Regions from separate parts of the Homo sapiens genome. Here region 1 is linked to region 2. A link is an interaction called in ENCODE POLR2A ChIA-PET data of the cell type or tissue named here. Cell type or tissue: OCI-LY7. All regions are shown on one strand. Links, peaks and the distances in the headings refer to the core of each region. The heading gives the core; the rest is flanking DNA.

Region 1 (4,402 bases), core at 162-4,161, 600 kb after region 2:
GTGGAGGTTGCAGTGAGAGGAGATCATGCCACAGCACTCCAGCCTGGGTGACAGAGCAAGACTCCATCTCAAAAAAAAAAAAAAAAAAAAAGAACTTAATAAATGGTTGTTATCATTGGGTTATGTGTACCCTGTCCCACAAGAACTGGAGATGATTAATTATTCCTGTAATTGCTTAAATCAGAGTCATCAAACTTTTTCTGTAAAAGGCCCAAGAGTAAATATTTTTGTCTTTGCAAGCAGTATGGTTTCTGTTGCAACTGCTCCACTCTGCCCTTGTAGCACAAAAGCAGCCCTAAGTAAATGAATCAGTATGGCGATGTTCCAATAAGATTTTATTAGTGAAAACAGGCAGTGGGTCAGATTTGGCCTGTGGGCCATAGGTGGCCAATCCCAGGCTTAAACCATCTCCTGTTATTGACTTCTTAAGGGAAAGAGACTATTGAAGGCAGACCCACTCTTCTTTCTCTTCCCACTCACCTCCTCCCATACTTACAGACCATTCCATTAGGAAGCCAACCAGAGGTTAAGTCAAAATATGCCTGCTAATTGTGTACTTCTATTGACGAGAGCCCATCATGGGTCCCCTGGGTCTTGTACATAGTAGGCTTTCAATAACTATTGAGTGATTGATTGATTGACCCATTAACGGAGAGAGCTGGATTCTGACGAAGGTTAACGGAGATTGGAAGGCCAGAGCTTCCCAGGTGACTTCGCCCTCAGTGCTGGAAGAAGGGAATGTTCGTATTGATGCAGGCTTCGCATTGATTTAACACTGCAGGGTCTGCAAAGCATTTTATTAGGTATCATGTCATTTAATCATTCAAATCTTCGCAACTCCGCTATGGCAACTATTGGTAGTTTTGTTTTACAGCCGAAGAAACTGGTACTCAGAAAAACCAAGCAGTTTTCCTAAAATCACACCGCTTGTTCATTGGCAGAACTGAGGCTTCAACCCAGTTATCTCAATTCCAAAAGCAAGTCTCTTTCCATGATGTCCGGAGCTCTGCTAAAGAAATTTCTGACAAATGAAAAGTGGCCTGGTTGCTCCTCCAATATTATTACAGCTCTAAATTGTAACAGGGAAAGAGGGAATCGGTTTAAATATACTCAACTTTAAGTTATTTGGAAAATAAGTGAAAAATTCTACTATGGATGTATTTATGTATAATTCCACATTTATCAAAGGTTTTTGTAATGCTATAAAGTTATATAATAAGGAATATATGTGACATAAAGAATAAATATACATGTATATGATAAAGTATGTATACATAGACATTATCATGAAAAGGATGAAAACCATAAGTTTAAAGAAGATGGCTCACAGACTAAATTTAACACACACACACACACACACACACACACACACACACACACATGCACACAAACACAATGCTAACTCAGCTACTAATAAACCCAGTGGCCATGGGAGCTTTGGGGACAGGCCTAGGATTTGGGTCTCAGCCTTGCCGTATTCTGTCAGTAACCTTGGGCAGTGTCCCTTCATCTGTAAAAAAGACACAACAAAAATATTTCCCCTGCACAGTTGTTATAAAGGTAAAATGAAATATTGTATGCAAAGCACCTCTTACCTGCTCTGTGCTCAGTAAATAGCAGCTGTTATTGTCATGAAGTGTGTGGGTCGGTGTGTGTATGTGTGTGTGTGTGTGTATGTGTAACTCTCTCTCTTAATTAGAATAGTCTGTGGCCAGTAACCGTGTCAAATCCTTATTCTCCAAAGGACTTAGCATTGTGAGTTTCACTTAGAAGCTCTTTAATAGATGTGTGTGAAACCAGGGAATGATTTGGAAGTTAGGATACCATATTAACAAGGGTATTATTATTATCCTAATAAAGCTCAGGTGTTCAAATGGTGTATTTAGAACAGGATTTCTAAGGCTCGGCCATATTACCATTTGGGATAATTATTTACCGGGTACCGTCCTGTGTTATCAGTGTTTAGTGGCCTCCTCAGCCTCTACCCACTAGATGCCAGTAGCACCCCCATTCCTACCTCATCCAGTTGGAGACAAAAATGACTCCAGATATTGTGCCCTGGGAGGCAAAATCCCCCCGTTGAGATCTAGATCCAGCGGTGTCTGAAAAGTCCTCCTTATGTGAAATTTCAATAAATAGTAGGGTTGTTGTTCGGGGAACTGAAACTCCAAGGGTTAGAAAAGTCAGGTGAGTTTTTGTGGTCACGGAAGTATCAGTTTAGAAAATGCAATTTGCTTTCATATGCAGAATTTTTTACTTCAACAAAGGACTTTAGGGAAGAAAATGCTGATCTCACACCGGCTTATTGAATAGCATTTTGCAAACTCCAGGCCTATTTCTGTAAACCTTCCAAAAGAGAAAGCCAGCCTCTCGGTGTCCTGAGCCTCACTAGATGATAATATATGTATGAGATCCGGAGAAACCCATGCATTCCTAGGAAATACTTCAAAGTTATTTTTTAACATCAAAACAAACAAGGGTCAGTGGGTCTCCCGTGCAGCCTCTGTCTATTTATAATTATATTTTGTATAAACATATTTGGTGACTGTGGAAAAGACTTCATGGGCACACAATGGCAAGCGTTCTTCAAAACTGTCTTTAATTATTCATTTGGCTGTGCTATATTTTATGTTTCTTTTCATAAATGTTAATCTTTATTATTGCCTTAGTAAGTGGGGAGGAAAACACACACACACACACACACACACACACACACACACAGAGTAATACCTGTTATTAAATGACCTATCAGAGTGACATGGATAAATGTTGGGAGTGATTTAATTGTTTCTTATCTGCAGTTTTATACAGTTTCTATCAAACTGAAGGGTAATTTTTTTTAGTAGCTGCTTATTTTAAATGTACAAAACCCTTGTGTGTAATTCCATTAGCTGCCCTACAGCATTGCAATCTACAGTTTCCCTGAGGCTGTTGTGAAATATTGATGAAATCCTTGCTTTCGTGGCTTGCTCTGATACACTAAACATTTGTCTGATGTTAGTTGAACTTGAATGGATCTGTTCAGAGCTATATCAGTACTGACTTCAAAGGGAGTGAGGCTGTTACAGTATTTTTTCCTCATTTTTCTTTCTTTCGTTCTTCCTTTTTTCTCTCCTTTTTCTTATTTTTAACGAACTGAAGTTTCAAAGTTTTACCACGGTATACTTTATAAAAACAAAGTTTATATCAAATGGGCCCAAGTACGTAGCAAACTGCTGATCTTTATAATTTCAAATGGTGTTTTTTTTTTTTTTTTTTTGATTCTGGTTTGTTGCTGGTATCATTTAAGATATTTTGATACAGAGGTGGATGCTGGCCCCCAAAACACACACACACACACACACACACACACACACACACACACTCACAGAGACAGAATGGGAGAAGGATGTGAAACAGAAACCCTGGTTTTGTGAAGTTAGCCTCAGGACTCTGTGCCTCTGGAAGTCGACCACATAGGACTCTCCCTTTCAACGTTGATGAAAAGGCACCATGAATGAGAAAACTCATCTCCAACTGACTTTTTCCAGCTAAAGTTGTTTGAATGGAACTTCACAACTTTCAGGACTAGAGCTCACAGTTATTCCTGTGTTTTCTGCTCAGGTTGTGAATTATAACTGCTGAGAGTTACTAATTTGTAAAAAGCGATATAACAGTCTTTTAGGAGCTTATAAGCAGTAAAATAGCTTCCAAAGCAGGGTTTCTCAACCTTGGCGCTATTGAGATTCGGGGTCCGGTAATTCTCTGTTTTGGGGCTGTCCTGGGCATTTTGGGAGGCTTAGCAGCACCCCTGGCCTCTGCCCATTGGATGCCAGTGGCACCACCTCCCGAGTTGAGACAACCAAAATTGTCCTCTGCCCATTGGATGCCAGTGGCACCACCTCCCGAGTTGAGACAACCAAAATTGTCCTCTGCCCATTGGATGCCAGTGGCACCACCTCCCGAGTTGAGACAACCAAAATTGTCCTCTGCCCATTGGATGCCAGTGGCACCACCTCCCGAGTTGAGACAACCAAAATTGTCTCCAGACTTTGTCACATGTCCAGTTGGGGGGAAAAATGCCCCCCAACTCCTCCTGGTTGAGAATCCGTGCCCGAAAGACACAGCTTCCCTCCACTGTAATAGAAGGGTCCCTTTATGTCTCAACAGGCGGGATGACCTTGCAAAATTCTCCAGATGAGTGTCTCACACGATCATTCTTCAGATCAGTTTTCTAGAATGATTTTGACCCATACTCGGGAGTCAACACACTCTTTGCACCTTTGCTTTTTAGAGTTCTCTGGAAACAGGAATCAGAACAGGAGCATTTTGTCTTCACTGAAACCTCTAGAAACGGGCTGAAGGGGCTTGACCCTGAGCTGGATGGCATTAGTTTGGGAAGCATCGATTGGCTATGAAAGCT
Region 2 (4,402 bases), core at 217-4,216:
AAATTTTTTTTGCTCTATTCCTCTCCATCTTCACCTTTCTTAAAGTAACTAATTTTAACAGCTTAGTGCATATCCTTCTAGTCATTTTTCTATGGTGTTATAACCAGACACAAATGCATGCATGTATATGCATGTATATATGTATGCCTATATACATAAACACACATACACACATCATTTTTTTTTAACATATTCTTGTACACTATTGCTTTTGTATATATTTCCAAAGGTAGGATTGCTGGGTCAAAGGGTATGTATACTTCTATTTAAATGAACACAGATGATTACTTTCCAGAAAGTTTACAGAACTTCATATTCTCACCAATGTATTTCTCCAAATCACTGCTATCCCAGAATTTTTTTGCACTTGGTACTGTGGTAGTTTCATGATTTTTATTCTTTTTTCTCTTTATAAGAGTTAGCATCTTCCCCATTCGAGTCCTTAGGACCATCACATCTGTTCTATGGCCCCATTGTGCATGCCTTTCCTGTCTTTCATGTGTTCTTTCGGAGGTTGCCCCTCGTAATAATGAGGATGAAGATGCAGCTGATGTTTATTGAGTGTTGACTACCTGTGCTGAGTCTGCTACGCACTTACAGTGCTGAATAGGTTTTTTTACTGAAAGTTTTTCCTTTGATATTCACGATAACCCTACGAGCTATCTAGTTTTATAAGTCGGCTTTTACAGATTAGGAAACTGAGGCTCAGAAAAAAGTTAGAGGATAGGTGTGGTGGCTCACACCTCTAATCCCAGCACTTTGGGGGGCTGAGGTGGGAAGATCACTTAAGCCCAGGAATTCGGGGCCACCCTGGGAAACCTAGTGAGACCCCTGTCTCTAATAATAATAATAATAATAATAATAATAATAATAACAACAATAAGATAAAATAAATTAGCTGAGTGCAATGGCGCACACCTGTAGTCTCAGCTACTTGTGAGGCTGAGGTGGGAGAATCACTGGAGCTTGGGAAGTTGAGCCTGCAATGAGCTGTGATCACACCACTGTACTCCATCTTGTCTCAAGAAAAAGGGTGGAGGGGAAGGTTAGAGTAATTTGCCTAAATGTGCAGAGGGAGTGAGAAGCAGAACAGGGATGAATCCGAGAGGTCTGTCAACTGCAGCATAGACGGCACACAAGCACTGTGCACATTGCCTGCTGGATACCCAAGATGGGATTCATTAAAGTGAGGCCAGGTCTCTATGACAAAAGTCCAAGAACCTCCTGAAATGTTGTGCAGGATGCTGGGAGAGGTTTGATTTATTTTCTTCATTTACTAAGCTAGCAATTTAATCTTACATTTCAGTTTGAAATATTTTAAACATGCGTTCCCAATATTTGTTTACTTATTTATAAATTATATACTTGCACTGAAGTATTGATATCTTATGTCCACTAGAAAGCATACATAAGCAGTTATAATTTTAAATGGTGACTCAGTTTGAGCCATTGTAACAAAAATACCATAGACTGGATGGTTTAAACGACAAACATTTATTTTTCATGGTTCTGGAGGCTGGCAGTCGGAAATCAGGGTGCCAGCATTGTTAGGTTCTGATGAGGGTCCTTTTCCAGGCTGCAGGTTACTGACTTTCTATTGTATCCTGACATGACAAAAGGGGCCTTTAGTGGGTAATTGGGTCATGAGAGTGGAATCCTCATGAATAGGATCTGTCCATCAAAGCAGTTACAAGCCTGCCTTGCCCTAAGGGCTGGGGAATTAGACTAAACTTTTTTTTTTTTGAGACAGAATTTTGCTCTTGTTGCCCAGGCTGGAGTGCAGTGGCATGATCTCGGCTCACTGCAACCTCCGCCTCCCAGGTTCAAGTGTTTCTCCTACCTCAGCCTCCCAAATAGCTGGGATTACAGATGCCTGCCACTACGCCTGGCTACTTTTTGTATTTTTAGTAGAGACAGAGTTTCATCATGTTGGTCAGGCTGGTCTTGAATTCCTGACCTCAGGTGATCTGCCCACCTCAGCCTCCCAAAGTGCTGGGATTGCAGGCGTGAGCCACCATGCCTGGCCAGACTACAATTCTTGATGAGGGAATAGGATTCATGAGGATTCCACTCTCATGACCCAATTACCCACTAAAGGCCCCACCTCCTAATATTAGTTTGGTGCAAAAGTAATTGTGGTTTTGCCATTAAAACGAATTGGCTGTAGCTGAGGCTGCAGTCATCTGAAGGATGTCCTAGTTGTGCCATTGGCATTACCATTAAAAGTAATGGCAAAAGCCGCAATTACTTTTGCACCAACCTATTATTACTTTGCAGATTAGAATTTCAATATGTGGATTTTGGGTGGACACAAACATTAGGTCTATTACAAATTGATAAGATAAAACTGAAATTACTTGTAATCTAATTATTCTATTTGTGAATAGTACCAAAATATCATTGCTCTCACTAAATAAAATTACTATTAGAAATGAACCTCATGCTTATTAGTTTTACATGTTTCATGACTTGCAATGGCTTCATAGTATTATTAAAAAATATCTTAAGCCATGGCTGGGCGCTGTGGCTCACACCTGTAATCCCAGCACTTTGGGAGGCTGAGGCAGGCGGATCACCTGAGGTCGGGAGTTTGAGAACAGCCTGGTCAACATGGTGAAACCCTGTCTCTACTGAAAATACAAAAAATTAGCCAGGGTTGGTAGTGGCTGCCTGTAATCCCAGCTGCTTGGAAGCTGAGGCATGAGAATTGCTTGAACCTGGGAGGAGGAGGTTGCAGTGAGCCAAGATCGAGCCATTGCACTCCAGCCTGGGAGACAGAGCAAAACTCCATCTCAAAAAAATAAAAAGTAGGCCAGGCGTGATGGCTCACACCTGTAATCCCAGCACTTTGGGAGGCTGAGGTGGGTGGATCACGAGGTCAAGAGATCAAGACCATCCTAGCAACGTGGTGAAACCCCGTCTGTACTAAAAATACAAAAATTATCTGGGCATGGTGGCATGCGCCTGTAATCCCAGCTACTCGGATGCTGAGGCAGGAGAATCACTTGAACCTGGGAGGTGGAGGTTACAGTGACCTGAGATCGCGCCACTGCACTCCAGCCTGACAACAGAGTGAGACTCTGTCTCAAAATAATAATAATAATAAAATAAAATAAATAAAAAATAAAAAATATTGAGCCATAACATGTATTTGGGAGGAGGTTTATTGTTTAATTATCTAGTAACATGTAACAAATGATCCCCAAATTTAGTGATTTAAACTCACAAGTTTGTTTTGCTCATGATTTCTGGGTCAGGAATTAGGAAAGGGCTCAGCTGACTGGTTCTCACCTGGAGGTCCTCGTGTAGTACAGTCTGATATTGGGTGAAGCTGAGGCTGTAGTCATTTGAAGGATGTCCAAGTTGTGCCATTGCCATGGCTGGCAGCTTTGGGACCTTAACTGGGGCTGTTGGTCAGAGCATTCATGTGACCCTTTCACCACGATGGTCTCAGTGTAGCTGGACTTCTTGAATAGCAGCTCTTGCTCCCTCCAGAATAAGCATCTCAGGAGAAACCAGAGAGGGAAGCTGTATGGCTTTTCCTGACAGCCTTGGAAGTCACGTAGCATTCCCTCTGTCATAATGTATCCATCAAAGCTGTCATAAGCCTGCCTTGGCTCAAGGGCTGGGAATTAGACTATACTTTTTTTTTTTTTTTTTTTTAAGACGGAGTCTCACTCTGTCGCCAGGCTGGAGTGCAGTGGTGCGATCTCGGCTCACTGCAACCTCTGACTCCCAGGTTCAAGAAATTCTCCTGCCTCAGCCTCTCAAGTACCTGGGACTACAGGCACCTGCCACCACGCCCAGCTAATTTTTGTATTTTTAATACAGACGGAGTTTCACCATGTTGGCCAGGATGGTCTCGATCTCCGGACCTCATGATCTGCCCACCTCAGCCTCCCAAAGTGCTGGGATTACAGGCATGAGCCACCGCACCAGGCCTAGACTATACTTCTTGATGAGGGAATAGCAAGATCACATTGTAAGCCAGCCTATGGAATGGGAGAGATGACTGAGGCTATCTCTGAAAAATGTAAACCTCATCATTACCGATTAAGTTATTTATTAATAGATATTTATGGAATGCCTGCTATGTGCCAAGCTAAGAATATGAGTAAAAAGCATGAAAAAACACAAGATCCCTGCTGTTCTGGAGCCTATATTCTAGTACAGAAAATATCAGATCATGGTTTTAAATGTAAATCTATATGTTACATAATCTGCTGGATAACTTCCTTTTTTGTTTGTTTGTTTTGACAACTCCGAGTTGCTCATCATCATTTTTTTTTTACATCACAATATAACTGATAAAAAGCTCCTGTTAATGGTGGAAGAAGTTAGAGCCATTTTCTCCTTGCATGCAGATGCTTGCATTGTTAAAATTTCCTTCAATTCACATTAC

The links. Peaks named below come from ENCODE experiments on the same cell type or tissue, not always from the same donor. Only the 100,000 strongest peaks of a DNase experiment are listed, where the experiment ranks them.
Region 1: POLR2A ChIA-PET joins it to region 2 with 11 read pairs; 2 of 35 experiments call an interaction of 5 or more read pairs at or near these places.

Annotation. Positions count from the first base shown.
Region 1 is chr20:53,224,780-53,229,181 of GRCh38, forward strand. All of the region lies in intron 1 of TSHZ2 (teashirt zinc finger homeobox 2), which reads left to right. Among named protein-coding and RNA genes, the nearest start is that of TSHZ2, 250 kb to the left of the region's middle. In OCI-LY7, for the core only: a CTCF peak has its summit at 2,068; DNase peaks (open chromatin) are centred at 1,672, 2,202 and 3,402; H3K4me3 peaks cover 2,322 bases; H3K27ac peaks cover 1,777 bases.
Region 2 is chr20:52,622,843-52,627,244 of GRCh38, forward strand. All of the region lies in intron 2 of LINC01524 (long intergenic non-protein coding RNA 1524), which reads left to right. All of the region lies in intron 7 of LOC105372666 (a long non-coding RNA gene), which reads left to right. Among named protein-coding and RNA genes, the nearest start is that of LINC01524, 4.2 kb to the left of the region's middle. In OCI-LY7, for the core only: no CTCF peak of the experiment used is centred there; no DNase peak of the experiment used is centred there.